2 separate regions of the Homo sapiens genome follow, and region 1 is linked to region 2. A link is a loop called in an ENCODE intact Hi-C map of the cell type or tissue named here. Cell type or tissue: heart left ventricle. All regions are shown on one strand. Links, peaks and the distances in the headings refer to the core of each region. The heading gives the core; the rest is flanking DNA.

Evidence for each region. Hi-C counts contacts between places; a loop is a spot of excess contacts. Peaks named below come from ENCODE experiments on the same cell type or tissue, not always from the same donor. Only the 100,000 strongest peaks of a DNase experiment are listed, where the experiment ranks them.
Region 1: a loop joins it to region 2, with 4 times the contacts of the local background. A loop is called at or near these places in 23 of 110 quality-filtered maps.

Annotation. Positions count from the first base shown.
Region 1 is chr13:39,936,201-39,949,260 of GRCh38, forward strand. No RefSeq gene overlaps it. Among named protein-coding and RNA genes, the nearest start is that of LINC00332, 240 kb to the right of the region's middle. In heart left ventricle, for the core only: CTCF peaks have their summits at 6,763 (motif pointing left) and 6,962; a DNase peak (open chromatin) is centred at 6,701.
Region 2 is chr13:39,683,213-39,687,212 of GRCh38, forward strand. The region is part of intron 8 of COG6 (component of oligomeric golgi complex 6); the gene reads left to right. Among named protein-coding and RNA genes, the nearest start is that of MIR4305, 21 kb to the left of the region's middle. In heart left ventricle, for the core only: a CTCF peak has its summit at 1,507 (motif pointing right); no DNase peak of the experiment used is centred there.

The DNA of each region.
Region 1 (13,060 bases), core at 4,875-8,874, 260 kb after region 2:
AAAAATGATGAGTTCATGTCCTTTGCAGGGACATGGATGAAGCGGGAAACCATCATTCTCAGCAAACTATTGCAAGGACAAAAAACCGAACACTGCACGTTCTCACTCATAGGTGGGAATTGAACAATGAGAACACATGGACACAGGAAGGGGAACATCACACACCGGGGCTTGTTGTGGGGTAGGGGGAGTGGGGAGGGATAGCATTAGGAGATATACCTAATGCTAAATGATGAGTTAATGGGTGCAGCACACCAACATGGCACAGGTATACATATGTAACAAACCTGCACGTTGTGCACATGTACCCTAGAACTTGAAGTATAATAATAATAATAATAAAAAGAAAATTACACACTCAGGGCAGGGGAAATAAATTAATGCTATATAACAGGAAAGAATATGATATATGAATCAAAATTTCAGAAAATGTACCGGAAACTTGTTTCTACTAATAAAGTTTGATAAAATTGTTACAGAAGTGAACTAAACTTATTTAAAAGGAAGTTTATTGTTGCATTATATGTAATAGGAAAACAATAGAAATTTCATAAATGTTCAGTAGTAAGAGACTATTAAATAAGTTATAGTACATTCATTCAGTCAATACCATGTAACCATTGAAAAGTTGTAGAATATTTCACATCTTGATTGGAAAATCTTTGTAATACTTCAGAATGTGAAAAAGGCAAGTTTCAAAACATCAGTCCAGACTCTTTGGGTGAATTAAAGGACTTAATTAATCTATATAAAGTTCTTGATGGAGAAGACATTGAATGTGTGTTAGTTTTCCCTCCCACACAGGATTACTTTGAAAGCTGGTTGTATGTAAAGTGGCTAGACCAAGCCTGGCTTGTGGTTGTTACCCATTAAATGTTAGAGCCTACCCCTCTGCTTCTTGACTGTGTTCAGGAGAGCTAAGGTGCTACTTCAGCACACACTGGCATGTTGTGCCACTATGCAGAATTGCAGTGAGTTGAAATGCAGTTTCTGGTGTGGTCAGGAAATGACAATACAATTGTGTGTGTGTGTGTGTGTGTGTGTGTGTGTGTGTGTGTGTGTGTATTAATTAACCTTTTATCTCTCACTCACATGTGTTTAGCACTAAATGTCTTTCTGATAATCAGAAAAAGGCATCTGTGTAAAAACTAGAGATCGTCTAGTTTCTGTTCAATATTTGGCCATTGGCCAAGCTTTCCCCAGTTCAGCTCTATGCGTATGACTTGTCAGATCCACAGCATGCATTCACAGAGAGACCTCAGGACATCCTGCTGGGTTGCCAGCACTCATTAGAAGACTAAATTCCCTTTATGCTTTTTTAAAAAATTAAACTTGGTGTTTTTTACAATAGCTGTTACAAAATTCTCTAGGCATAAAGTGTGCAACCATTAGAGTTGACTTTATTTTTTATATTGTGGTAGGTTAGAGTTGTAATTGGACTTAGTTCTGCTTGAAGAATCTATTGATTCTTTGAACTGGGATATTCAAAATATCAGCTTACCCCTGAAACCTTCTTTTGCCTTGCCATGGTCAAGGCCATGGATTCCTATTGTTTGTGTCCAGTAGAGATTCCAAGGGGAAGCTCTAGCAAGTCTTTGCAGGATACGTTAACTCAACGATTGTTATTTGTTATTTGCATCAGCCCTGCATAAAACACCATCCAGTGTGGCATAATAACCTGCCTAGGTTTCTCTCCCTCTTCAGTTATTTTTTATTTTATTTTTTTTTTTGAGACGGAGTCTCACTCTGTCACCCCGGCTGGAGTGCAGTGGCGAGATCTCAGCTCACTGCAAGCTCCGCCTCCCGGGTTCATACCATTCTCCTGCCTCAGCCTCCCAAGTAGCTGGGACTACAGGCACCCACCACCATGCCCGGCTAATTTTTTGTATTTTTAGTAGAGACGATTTCACCGTTTTAGCCAGGATGGTCTCGATCTCCTGACCTTGTGATCTGCCCGCCTTGGCCTCCCAAAGTGCTGGGATTACAGGCATGAGCCGTGTGATTTTTAAAACTATTACTCAAGAAACCTGTAAGAACAAGTCTTTTAGGTGTATAGTCTGTTATGGGGCCCACCAGGTAGGATTTATTTTTCCTTCCCATCCTTCCAGATTACTGATAATCTCAAGCACTATTTTGGATCTGTCTCATGCTTTCAATTATCCTTCCAATTTGTGTCTGTAGGGCATATTTTTATTCTTAATCTACTGTTATCTCATCCAAATAGTAAAAAAAAAACATAAGTGGTTTTTAGAGTCTTTGTTCTTTCTTTCTTCTTTTTCGGGGTAGCGCATTTATAAGCTTATTTCCTTTTCTGAAATTGGGAAATCATGTGATACCAACCCATTAAATAAGAATGGTCCCAGGGATCTGGTTTATGAATTTATAATAAGGTCAGATTATAGGGCCTATGGGCAAATGTGACCTCTTCACAGAATGAGGACTTCTGTGGTGTGACAAGCAGAGTTCTAAAGATGGTCAGAGGGTTTCTTGGTCACATAAATAATCTTACAAAACAGCACATTAATGATTTAAGTATAAATAGATTAAACACATATGGATTCAATTTCCCCCCAAATACACATGACTCCAAAATCCAGGGGGAAAGAGCTTAGGATAAAACGTGGTTTTGGTTTAGAAAAATTCAAACATCGGAAAATAACAATTGGAACATTTGTCTAGCCCACAAATACCACTGGGTCAGTTTCTCCCTCACTGTCAATTTACAGAATGTTCCAGGGAAGCAGAATATATCTCATTCATTCTTGTCTTATGTGATAAAGGACTTTTAAATTAAAAGACCTCTTCAAAAAAACTTTGAGGAAAAAGTTATCAAGCTCCCCTTCAAATGGTTTAACACACTAGGGTATTATTTGTTCTGTCCAATGCATCTTGGATATTCTTCCTCTAAAGACAAGAACTATCTTTTGGTTCCATCTTTGGGTCTTTGTTTACTTTGTGTCACTGGTGAGTATTTGCAGCTCTTTGGGAAAAACTCTTTTCTTAACCATAATGAATTGCTTTATAATTTGCATAGCTTTGCAAAGACTAGACAAGCTCTGAAAATAAAAAGTACTTTGACATGCAAGATAAAGTTATTTGAATTCTTTTATGTCTCTAAGCTCACCCCATTTCTCTGCAGTGACTACATGGTTCTTGTTCAAAGAGGGGGCAAGTGGGCCGGGCGCGGTGGCTCACACTTTTAATCCCAACAGTTTGGGAGGCCGAGGCAGGTGGATCATGAGGTCAAGAGATCGAGACCATCCTGGCCAACATGGTGAAACCCCATCTCTACAAAAAATACAAAAATTAGCCAGGTGTGCTGGTGCACGCCTGTAGTCCTAGCTACTCGGGAGGCTGAGGCAGGAGAATCTTTTGAACCCGGGAGGCAGAGGTTGCAGTGAGCTGAGATCGTGCCACTGCACTCCAGCCTGGCAACAGAACAAGACTCCATCTCAAAAAAAAGGGGGCAAGTGCAATAAATCACCCCATCCTTTCATGGAGGTGATCTGTAAGAGGTGCCATTCTGCAGCTAGTGAGCACAGTTGGTGCTCAAGACACATCTGCCAAAGGGAGATAATTTGAATGCACAAACTGAAGAATCAGACTACACTCAACACATTATGTATGTTTGTGTCTGCGTGTGGCGGTGAGGGTGATGGGGTCTTCTCCATAATACCTATAGAACTAAACAATAGCTCCAAGTGGAAATATGTGACTAATCAGTAAATTGAGTCAATTTGTGGCTGATAGACCCTGTGTTCAGCCTGTCATTACCATTTGTATTTGGCATTGTACATCTTCAGCTGATTGTTAGACATACTTACATCTACATATGTGTGTCTTTTTCTTTTTACAAACAGGGGTTTCCAATGTTGAAATTTTGGATACGAAGTAAAAATAAAAAGATATAACTTTATTACAAGAGAAATTCTACAAAAATGGATATTTATGCAGTTGTCTCCATCGATGTGTTGATAGCATTGCCTCAGATAAATAAAATCAGTTGACAGTTCAAACTACGTATTAGTCAATAATATAGCATACTCCTCCACTGAGTTGTTTTATCAGAAGTTCTCGCCAGGAAGGTCTTAATGATGATAATCATTCTGAACACCTACCAAGTGCCATGTGTTTTACCATGAGTATTTCTCCAAAATCTTCCAGTTAGATGTTCTTAATCTCATTCTCCGTGTGAGAGAACTGTGAGAGTATATAAATGACTCCACAAAGGTCACACACCTGTAAGTCACAGAGATAATGCTTGAACCCAGATCTGTGTGGTTACTGATCTGTTCTATTCTCTTTCCAACTCCCCCATTGACCTTTGATAAAAGTAGTCAAGAGGAATGGCATGGTAATAACCGTAAAATAACAGCTAATAGTTATTGAGATTTTATGATATGAGAAGCAACATATTAAGTTCTTTATGAGATAGGCTTCATAGGAATCACATTTATTGAGTGCCTATTATGTGACAGATTATGTTTTAACATTTAATGCACTTACCGTTTTAAATACTTTACATGTGTCAATTACTTTGATTCTCATGGTGTCGGAAATATTATCTCAGTAGGTTAGATAAGGAAACCAACTAGGTTTACATCCCCAAGATCCCCCTATCTATTGCAATACCTCTGAAGGGATCACCACGGCTCATGGCTGCCTGCAGGGCAAGTTTATGGGCCTGTGTCCTACTATAGGCAATGGCTAAAAGAATCCCTTAGAGCTTTACCACAGCTAAAGCACAGCTAAAGCACAGGAATTGGTTTTTAAAGTTCCTTAGGAGTCATTTGTAAGTGGCACAGCCAGTATTAAAAGGCAAGAGTTGTGGCCAAGAGTACCAGACTCATAACCTCTGTGGTATACTGCCTTTCCTAGACAAACTGCTAGGAAAGGAAGATGCCACAGGCTAGAGATTCAATTAAATTGATATTTAGAAAGAGGCAATATTGGCAAAGATGAGAGCCTTCGTCTGAATTAAAAGTGGTATTAAAAAAGATCAAGATGGAGAGGTGAGAGGTTATGCAGACTGGCATTAATTAGCACTGAATGGTTTAAATGCTCCTACAAAATGTAATAGGAGAGGTCTCTGATCAGTGAGAAAGGGAGGTTAAAGCTAGGGCCTTGCAGATCACAGGAAATAAAGAAAACAATCCTCTTAGGACAGGCAAAAAGGGACCCATCAAGAAATAAAGGGAGCTGCAGTGGGCCCAGCTTTTGTTAAGCCAAACGAATCCCGGGGAGAGGAGACAATTCTCACAAGGTCAGGGCCAGACTGCTTGGCAAGTCACAGAAGTGAGTCTGTGCTGAACCCAGCTCCTCTCCTTGCACATGCGAGGTTTTGAAGCAGCTGGCAGGGAAGAAAGGATGGAGCGTGTGTCCCTGGAGTTGGGAGGACTACTGGCCTACTGCGAGGTAGATTGTGGCTTTGTCCCATCATCTTTGTCATCAGCAGCAGAACAAAATTGGTCACATCCCCTGAATCAAGGGGGCCAGAGAAAGTTCTTTTGACAGAAAGGTTCCCAAAGATGTATTTCAATGTTACTATTTCCTCCATTTCTAATGGAAAACTCAGTCTGTAGGGTGCTAGGATTTCTCCATTTTTAGAATGTTTCTCATTAAATATCAAACGGAATCTGTGTCTCCATCCTGCAGCAAGTGAACAGATGCTCTGTTTTACTCGCCTTAGGCTGCCCAGTTTGGTATATAACCAACGCATCCATCCTAACTTTAGGGGTATCAGATATTAGCCCCTGCTCCAAATAAATACATACATTTGCACACAAATAATTCCAAGAAGTTTCACTTGCTCCCCTGCTATCAGGAGCTGTAGATTATGCAGGGAAGTTTCTGGAATTCGGTTTGTGTTGAAGTTTGTTTCCACTAGGGAGAGTCCTACTACAAGTCACAGACCACTGCACAGGCTGCTTAAACAATAGGAAATTTACTGAATATGTAACTGAAAATACAAAAAGGTGGACTTCAGAGTCAGTTTAATCCCGTGGTTCCAACTCTATTTCTACAGTTGCCCTGGCTGCTGTCATATTTGTGTGTCAGCTTCATCCCATGCAGCTTCCCCCTGTGGAGGGGTGGCTACAGTAGTTTCTGACTTCACATCCACATACCGTAATGTCCACAGGAAGAGAAAATAGCCGTCGCTTCCCATACTTACTCTTAAGAGAAGGGAAATGTCTTGCCCAGAAGCTCTCGTCAAACTTCCTCTAGCATCTAATTAAGCCAGATTCTCGAGGCCCATGCATTGATTGGGCCAGTCCTGCCATCTTGACCAATCAGTGTCAAGGAGGGTGGGATGTCCCAAGACATCCCAGTCCTGGGGTTGGGCAGTTCCTCTGGGGCCCACGACCTCTGTGAGGAGAGATGGGTGCTGGATCAAAGTTGGGACTCTCAGAGGCAGCAGAAAGGGGTGAAATGGGTTCTGAGCAGGCTATGTCCTGAGGGCCATGGGGGCAAATGAAGAGAAGCACACTGCTTAGCAGCTTCCCAGACAGCTGAATTCTGCTGATGGCATAAAGGGGTGATGAACTCTCTATTGCAGTACCTCTGAAGGGATCTCCACGGATCACGGCTGCCTGCAGGGCAAGTTTATGGGCCGGTGTCCTACTATAGGCAATGGCTAAAAGAATCCCTTAGAGCTGTGATCCTGTAATGGTACTTTAATGGGATTGGTTTTTAAAGTTCCATAGGAGTTATTTGTAAAGTCCTGTCCATTCTGACAGCAGTCACTAGAGGGCTCACAGAGACGCCTTTCGGGGCTGCCCTCTAGAGGCGGAGCTGAGAAAGGTGGTGCTAAGCCGTCCAGCAGCTCAGAGCCATGGAGTTGATTGGGGAATTGATGGGTCTCCCAAGACCTCAGAGGAGTAATCTTGGGAATGTAAATGTTGGTGGAGCGTCTACAGACAATGTATGAGTCATTCAGAGGATGGCGCTTGGAGCAGTTCTATCTGTGCTGCCCAATATGTAGCCACGAGCCACGTGCTGTTATTGAACATTTGAAATGTGTCCAGTCCAAACTGGGCTGTGCTCTAAGTGCAAAATACACACTGTATCACATATTATCAAGGGTTGGAGTGAAAGAGAAGAATGTAAAATATCTCAATATTTTAAATATTGATTACATTTTGAAATCATGACATTTTGAATATATTGGCTTAAGTAAAATATATTATTAAAATTAATATCACCTCTTTCATTTGATTTCTTTAAAAGAAATTTAAAATAGCATATTTTGTGACTCACATTATACGTCTGTAAGACAGTACTGTGTTATGCCATTTGCTAGGGCGAGAAAGGAACTTGGTGGAGGGTGAGGGAGGAAGTGGAAGGGCCAGACACACTGAGAATTCCTGAGAGGAAGCTTGAGCCAATTCACAGAGACCTTTCACATAGGTCCCTGGACTGGGGTAGGGTTTCATTGCAGGAGCTCACTAACAGTTTGATAATGGTGATGATGATGATAATAATGGTAAGGACAACTTTCCCCTAATGAAATTGTCAAGGCTCTTTCAGTTGAAGCCTTCATTTCTCTAGGTACTGCTGAAAGACAGCCATATCCCCTGGATGCTCATGTGGCCATACTCATTTCTGTTTTCGCATTGCCACAGTTCCCTTTTCTCATACATAAACCTCATGCCTGATGAACCTGTCCAAAATTGCACCGTAAAAAAATTCTGCATTCCAGATTAAACTCGATGCCGAGCACATTAAATGCATCCCACAGTTGCCCCAGAGTTTCTGTGTGAATCAGAACAAATGACTAACGTCAAACCTGGATACAGATAAAAAGACACAGACATAAAAATTCTTACACATGCATTTATCTTTTTTTTTTCCCTAGAATATAAGTGTTCGACCATTTAGCATTTAGAGACTGGGAAAATGAGCTTTCACAAAATACTGCTGCTTGTGGGACCTGTCTCTTTCGAGGCAAACACATCTGACCCTTCTGGTAACATCACCTGTCACTGCTTGGCATGTGTCAGACAGATAAGCGTGTTGTGCTTCACCTCCATTTTCAGAGCAACACAGTGGAAATCTTCCTTCTCTTTCAGAAGGCAGAAATTCACTACTTTTCAATATTTTTAATGTAATTTGCTGAAGATAGGTGAATAATGTAAACTGTTAAAACCAAGGCTTCCCAAAAGTTTTGGCCAAGGCCAAAAATCAAAACAAATAAAGTGTAAGAAATTGTGTGAAGTAATAAAGTAAGTTATAATTCTAATTTCTGGGGCATTAATGTGAGTATTCCTTGGACTGTCAAGGTGGTAGGAGCTGATGGTACCAGTATTCAAGATGCTGCTTTCAGAATATGGCTCTGGCCTCCTTGTGCCACCTCACCACCCCTCTTCTCCATATCAGCCCCTGATGTCCACAGTGGAGTGTCCACCTTTGATTTCAAAGGCACTGCCACAGCCATCCTACAGGGCTCTTCTTCCCTTTCCCTCATCACTCTAACCTTTCCAAAGTGAAGAAACCAAGCTTTCTCCACCCGCCAACCAAAGCTGAGGAATCCTTTATTCCACAACTAATATGACAAAAATGTAAATATTTATTTCACATTCAGGCAGGTGGGATTGACATTTGACAATGAATTAGGCTTCATTTTAGAAAACATACAAGAGAACTGTGTGCATCTTTCAGCTGCAGTTTCAAGGAATGACTTCAAAAAAAATCTACACTTCAAATGCAAACAGAGTCCCCAGTGATAAAGAGGACATCCCTTATGAATGTACAAGTTCTAATAGATCTGACAAAGATCAACCCCACCATGAATGCAAGAGCAACTATTCAATAGCATTGCTTTTTGCCTGAACTCTACATTGTCCCTGTTTTGAAACCAGAGAAAAACTAATTTTGCCTCTCATTTAGGGTTTTTTAAACAAAAACCTGTTGAAATATCACACCCCCCTTTTGTACCCACCTTCCAACCTGAGTACATCTCAAAAAAGCACACACTACAAGTTTGTTCAAAAGTGGTAATGAGGCTTAATACAAAGAAAATAAAATGTAGTGAAGGTGAGCACAACAAATATACTTTTTCATCTTATTTAAACCCTACATAGTCCTTTATTCAATAATACTCAGTTGCTATGCTGGCAACCCCACCCACCTCTCTGCCCACCAGGGCCCCACCCCGGCTACTGCCGGCACAAGTTCAAGCAGGGACATTGGCAACCCTGCCCCCACTTGTGTCCTGCTGCCAGCCTGAACACATGCAGGAATGCAGCAGCCCCATTTCTGCCAGGACCCTGCCCCAGCCGACATGCATGCACCCTGTGGCACTGCTACAGCTGCTGGCACACACAAGCAAGCACAGATCCCACTGCTATTGCCCCAGCGAAGTGCTTTGGCCAGCACCACCCATGAGAGTGTTGTGACCAGTGAACTGGGAATATCTCAGCCCCTCCAGTGCAGCAGGTTCCTAACCTTAAGGGGCCAGAGACCAAAACCAGGTTCCCAGTACCAGCCCTTCAGAGTTAGAGTATGCAGAACTGGAGTGCTGAGCTGAGCCTTGGCCCCCTAAAATTTTCCAGAAATGAACCCCATTGACTGATACCACCATCAAACCCCCAAGGGCATCCAGGAAGATAAAATTAAAAAAAAATCATCTGAAGGACAGCTACATCAAAGACTGAAGGAACATCAGCCCACACAAATGAGAAAGAACCAGTGCAATAACTCTGGCAACTCAAAAAGCCAGTCTCTTTTTTCCTTTAAACAACCACATCAGTCCCCAAGCAATGGTTCTTAACTAGGCTGAAATGGCGGAAATGACAGAAGTAGAATTCAGAATATGGATAGGAATAAAGATCATCGACATTCAGGAGAAAGTCAAAACCCAATCCAAGGAATTTAAGGAATACAGTAAAACAATACAGGAAATAAAAGACAAAATGGCCATTTTAAGAAAGAACCAAACTGATCTGCTCGATCAGAAAAAAACTCACTTCAAGATCTTCATAATACAATTGCAAGTATTAATAGAAGAATCAACCAAGCTGAGGAAAGAATCTCAGAGCTCAAAGACTGGTTCTCCAAAATAACTCAGTCAGACAAAAATAAAGAATAAACAATAAAGAAGAATAAATGAAACCTCCAAAAAATATGGGATTATGTAAAGAGGCCAAATCTATGACTCACTGGCATCCCTAACAGAGAGGGAGACAAAGCAAGCAACTTGAAAAATTTATGTGACGATATCATCCATGAAAATGTCTCCAACCTGTCTAGAAAGGCCAATTTTCAAATTCAGGAAATACAGAGAACCCCTATGAGATACTATAAAAGAAGATCATCCCTAAGACTTACAGTCAACAGATTCTCCAAGGTCAAAATGAAAGAAAAAATATTAAAGGCAGGTAGAGAGAAGGAGTAGGCTACCTACAAAAGGAACCCCATCAAGCTAGCAGTGGACCTTTCAGCAGAAACCCTACAAATCAGAAGAGATTGGGGGCCTACCATCAGCATTTTTAAAGAAAAGAAATTGCAACCAAGAATTTCATATCTGGCCAAACTAAACTTCATAAGCAGAGAAGAAATTAGAACCCTTTCAGACAAGCAAATGCTAAGGGAACACCAGATTTGCTTCAAGAGAGTTCCTTAAGGGAGTGTTAAATATGGAAAGACCATTAGTGGCCACCACAAAAACACACTGAAGTACATAGAACATTAACACTATAAATCCACCACACAATCAAGTCTGCGGAATAACCAGCTAATGACATGATGACAGGACCAAACCTACATATATCAATATTAACTTTGAATGTAAACAGGGTAAATGCTTCCAATTAAAAGGCACAGAATGGCAAGTTGGATAAAGAAGCAAGACTCAAGTGTATGCTATCTTTTATAGGCCCACCTCACATGCAATGACACCCATAGGCTCAAAGTAAAGGGAGGGAGGAAAATCTACCAAGAAAAGAAAACAGGAAAAAAAGCAGGGGATGCTATCTTAATTTCAGATAAAACAGACTTTAAACCCACAATGATAAAAAAAAGAAAAAAGACAAAGAAGGGCATTACATAATGGCTAAGGGTTCAATTCAACAAGAAGACCTAAATATACTAAATATGTATTCACCCAACACAGGAGCACCCAGATTCATAAAGCAAGTTCTTAGAGACCTATGAAGAGACTTAGATAACCACACAATAATAGTGGGAGATTTCAGCACCCCACTGAGAGTATTAGACAGATCACTGAGGCAGAAAACTAACAAAGATAGTTGGGACCTGAACTTGACATTTGACAGAATGGGCCTAACAGACATCTGGAGAACTCTCCACCTAAAAACAATAGAATATACATTTTTCTTGTCTGCCCATAACGCATACTCTAAAATTGACCACACAATCGGCCATTAAACAATCCTCAGCAAATTCAAAGAACCAGAATCACACCAAACACACTCTTGAACCACAGCACAATAAAAATAAAAACCAATACTAAGAAAATTTCTCAAAACCATACGGTTATATAAAAATTAAACAACCTGCTACTGAATGACTTTTGGGTAAACAATGAAATTAAGATGGAAATCAAGAAATTATTTTAAGTTAATGAGAATAAAGATACAACATTCCAGGATCCCTGGAACAGAGCTGAAGCAGTGTTAAGAGAGAAGTTTACATCACTGAACACTCACATCAAAAAAAGTTAGAAAGATCTCAAATTAACAACCCAACATCACACCAAGAGGAACTAGAAAAAACAGAGCAAACCAATCCCAAAGGTAGCAAAGGACAAGAAATAACCCAAATGAGAGCTAAACTGAAGGAAATTGAGATGTGAGAAACTATACAAAAGATCAATGAATTCAGGAGTTGGTTTTTTTGAAAGAATATATAAGGCTGGTAGATCACTAGCTATACTAATAAAGAGAAAAAGAGAGATGATCCAAATAAACACAATCAGAAATAACAAAGGGGACATTACCTCCGACCTCACAGAAATGCAAAAACCCCTCAGAGACCATTCTGACACCTCTATGCACACAACCCAGAAAATCTAGAAGAAATGGAAAAATTCCTGGAAACACAACTTCCCAAGGTTGACCAGGAAGAAATTAAATCTCTGAAGAGGCCAATAATGAGTTCTGAAATTGAATCAGTAACGAAAAGCCTACCAACAAATAAAAGCCCAGGACCAAATAGATTCACAGCTGAATTCTACCAGATATCTACCCAAACTTACCTGATATGGGTTATTTCTTATTCAGAAGAGCTGGTACCATTCCTGCTGAAACTATTCCCAAAAATTCAGGTGGAGGGGCTCTTCTCTAATTCATTCTATAAGGCCAGCATCACCCTGTTACCCAAACCTGGCAGAGACACAACAATAAAAGAGAGTTTAAAACAGAAAACTTCAGGCCAATATCCTTGAGAAACATAGATGCAAAAATCCTTAACAAAATACTAGCAGACTGAACCCAGCAACATAGGAAAATGCTAATTCATCACAATGAATTAGGCTTTATCCCTGGGAAGCAAAGTTGATTCAACATATGCAAATCAATAAATGTGATTCATCACATGAACAGAACTATAGACAAAAACCACATGATCAACTCAATAGATGCAGAAAAGGCTTTCAGTAAAATTGAGCATCTCTTTATGTTAAAAAAGACCTTAACAAACTAGGCATTGAAGGAATATACCTCAAAATAATAAGAACCATCTATGACAAACCCACAGCCAACATTATACTGAATGGGAAAAACTTGGCAGCATTCTCCTTGAGAATCAAATCAAGACATGGATGCTTTCTCTCACCTTCCCTATTCAACATAGTACTGGAAGTTCTAGGCAGAGGAATCAGGCAAGAGAAAGAAATAAAAGACATCCAAACAGGAAGAAAGTCCAATTATCTCTGTTTGCAGACAATATGATTTTATACCTAGAAAAACCTCATAGTCTCTACCCAAAAGCTCCTATATCTGATCAATAACTTCAATAAAGTTTCAGGGTACAAAATCAGTGTTTACAAATCAGTAGTGTTTCTACACATCAACAACATTCAAACTGAGAGTCAAATCAAGAA
Region 2 (4,000 bases), core at 1-4,000:
GAGATAAACAAACGCATTTTAATTGAATACACTAATTGATAGTCTAGAAGTCATGTGCCAGATGCTGTGTGGCTCAAGTATTCTGGTGTAGGGGAAAGAGATGAGCATCAGTGAAAGTTTCCTAAGGAATTAGGTATAAAGTGAGTTCTGAAGGCTGAATAGGCATTTTCCTAGAAGTAAAGGAAGAACAGTTTGCAGGTTGAGGGAACAGTAATGCAAAGATATACATTGAGAGATAATGCACCTTTGGGAAATTAATTGTAAAAGCTTGCACTGGCTATTGAATTAGGAGCAACAGCTGGATCATAATAGCCCTGAATGTTGTGCATATACATAAGATAAGTTAATGTTTACCATTGATCAGCAGCTTAACAGTTTATTCCTGCTTTAAAATTTCTTTCCCAACTTTTTCACTTTAACATATTGACATTAATTATGAGTCTTTTAGCACTTAAAACATTTGGCGTTTGATTTTAACAGCTGTTGCATTGTCTACAGATTAATATTTATTCACAAGGTTAATCTTTTATGTATTAAAAAAAAAAAGCCTTTCTGTGTTTTGGGCACCTTTGTTTGTTTTCAACAGCTGACTTCTGCCATGCAAATAAATTTTCACTGAGTTATAGTTCTTTATCAAAACTTGGAAAGGAGCAATATTAAATGGCTATAAGGTGGGTTCTTGAGTCAAATTTCTTTGAGAAGTCCGTGTACCTTTATAAGCTTGTTTCCTTAGCTGTAAAATGAGGATAATAATAGTGCCTATTTTACAGGGTTGATGTGAAGATTAAGTTAGATTGTTCACTTAAGGCACTTAGTGTAATGCTTGGTACATCACTAAATTTTAGATATTATTTTTATTTTGAGAGGAGATGACTAGAAAGTTTTCAACTAAGGAGGGATGTATCTGAGGGCTACATGGCAATCTGGGAAAAAGCTTGAAAGATAAAGAATGGAACTATAATAGGCAAAGAAGGTTTATCTGTGAAGGGCATATGCTAAGAAGCAGGGGGCAGTAATGGCAATTTGGAAGATTTTTTTTTTTTTTTTTTTTTTTTTGAGACGGAGTCTAGCTGTCGCCCAGGCTGGAGTGCAGTGACGCAATCTCGGCTCACTGCAGGCTCCGCCCCCTGGGGTTCACGCCATTCTCCTGCCTCAGCCTCCCGAGTAGCTGGGACTACAGGCGCCCGCCACCTCGCCCGGCTAATTTTTTGTATTTTTTAGTAGAGACGGGGTTTCACCGTGTTAGCCAGGATGGTCTCGATCTCCTGACCTCGTGATCCACCCGCCTCGGCCTCCCAAAGTGCTGGGATTACAGGCGTGAGCCACCGCGCCTGGCCAATTTGGAAGATTTTAAGACACATTTAGAAGTTGAGTAGGAAAGTAAGTTTTTAAGACCAGATGATTAGAACAAGATGAATGCTAAAAAAGAGAAAATTGGCCTTTCATTAAGTAATTATTTTCAAAGTGGTAGTTTCCTTACATTTAGGGAAAACTTAATAATGTATCATGTTAACCACCAGATGGCACTATATGAACTTAATAAGTAATGTATAAAAGTTTCACTGTCCATTATTGTGTCTCAAATAATGTAAGTATTATATACAAGAAAAATGTCAATTATTGAAATCCGTGGGGAAAGTTGCCATACTCAGTGTTTCTTATGTGGTGTATAACTGGAATGCTAATGCATTATTGACTTTTAATAATAAATCATGTACAATTATAAATGAAGTGAAAAAATTTGATAATTTATTTTCTTTGGTAAGCCTTTAGAATATAAGTTATTTTAAAATGTAGTAATACATACAATGCTGATTTTTCTTCCTTCTTTATGTATTTGTTGTGTTTCAAAGAGGCACTTCTTTACTATTATCTTTTAATTTGCTTTTTGATAAAAATTTTTCTTCTTTTAATTTGCTTTTTGACCAGAATTTCTTTAACTGTAGCTAAACACAATTTTTAAAATGAGACTTTTAATTTTAACTTGAGGTATTTGAGAATATTTACATAATTTGAACATTCACTCTGAAAAAGCTCCATTTTGATTTTTGATTATTGTTGGAAGAATGTCTGATTTTGGTCAAAGACTTTTTCTTCTGTCTCTGGGAAGGATGTTTCATGTCTAAAGATATTGAAGGTTCACGTGGCTTATGCTGTTTTTGCTTTAAATTATATTTGTTCTATAGGAGGATTGACATTAATATTAATGTTTATTGATATTTTATAGTATTGAACAGATGAAATTCCAGTGTTTGCCAGGCTTGGTAATTTACCCCCTATTTAAAATACACTGGATTTTAAGATTCACTGGATTCTGTTACAGCTGTCGTCCCAGTGGACAGTCCTAGAAACAAATTATGCTGTTTATTTTTAATATAGTTAGTAGGGTCTTGGGAATGAGGATTAGCTATATATACTTAAAAAGTTAAACGTTTGTGAATTTTATGCTGTGATAAGCAGTCATAAGTTCATTATTTCAGAGAATCAGGTGATCATTTAAAAGAAGGCATTCTTCACACTAAATGGATTAATAATTTAAGAGCATGAGGGAAAAAATAGCAATGAGCATTTTGGTTCTAATTTGTTTAAAAAATAGTAAATGCAAGGCAATTATGCAATTTAGCAAAACTTAGCTGGATATTGCACTTCCCCTTTTCTGTAGTATGTCACCACAGGGAATCTCAAAACCATTTCTTTTTAATGGAAGACAAACCCACAAAGAACCATAGTCTGGTTAATAGTAAACAGTCCTCAAAAAAGGTTCATATTCCTAAATATTTATAGCTATTTGCCAGTTCTACAGACTTTCTCTTTGATTTGGAAATAAACCGTCTTTCACATGTTTACCAAAATGTGGATTTTTCATCCAATTAACAGCATATGAAAGAAAGCTATGTAGCCTAAGATATTAATTATTTTGGGTATCTTGGGAAGTTTTGGTAATTTTTGTTTATATATAGGTTATTGACATAATTCTTAAAATTTAGTATGGTAGAATACTGTTTAGAGATTTAAAAGTTAGTCTAGAATCTGCTGACATCAAGACTGCTAAAATATATTTTGTTTTTCTTTATACTTTTAAAATGGAAAGAACTTTCAATTGAGGGATGGATGTCAGGAATGGTGGTGATAATGGAAAACAAGGCTGAGTCAAGTCAAAGAAATGGGCACTCCAGAGAGCTCCAGGCCATTTTTATAAATTGAATCCCAAATTGTCCTATTCCCCAGTTAAAAGCTTTCCTTCCCTACCAGTTCCTTCACCTTAGAAAGCCTTTCCATGCCTTTTCAATTATAATAGGTGACTTCTTAATACATGTTTTTTAAAAAGGTATTTGCTTGTATATGTGTTTGGTCAGTAAATTTAAGGAACATCTGTTATGTCTAATATTGGAGTCAAAATAAGCTTTTAAAGATGGATAGCAATTTTTGGAGCAAATTTTGGTGATAGATTGTGATAGTATGTGTAAAGAAGACTTTTTTAATGTAGAAGAGAAAAATGTCAATTTTGGGATTGCAGAATTCTTTTATTTTTTCTGAGACAGGGTCTTGCTCTGTGGCTCAGGCTGGAGTATAGTGGAGCAGTCACTGCTAACTGCAGCCTGAACCTCACGGGCTCAAGTGATCCCCCTACCTCAGCCTTCCGAGTAGCTGGGACTATAGGCATGCACCACCATGCCTGGCTATTTTTTTTTTTTAATAATGAGAAAGGGTTTCATTATTTTGCCCAGGCTGGTCTCAAACTCCTGGGCTCCAGTGACCACCTTCCTCGGCCTCCTAAAGTGCTAGGATTGCAGGTGTGAACCACCGCACCCAGCCTTGGATTTGCAGAGTTCTAATTATAATCAGTTTTTGAGAACTGTTATGGCTTTACGTAAAACAGTAGAGCATCATGTTTTAGACTGCAAATATGTATACTGAAATATACCGAAACCTAGTATAGTGAATATACTGAAACCTAAAAAGTTAAGTCTTCCCACCTTGGCTTGATTTTCCTACTTTT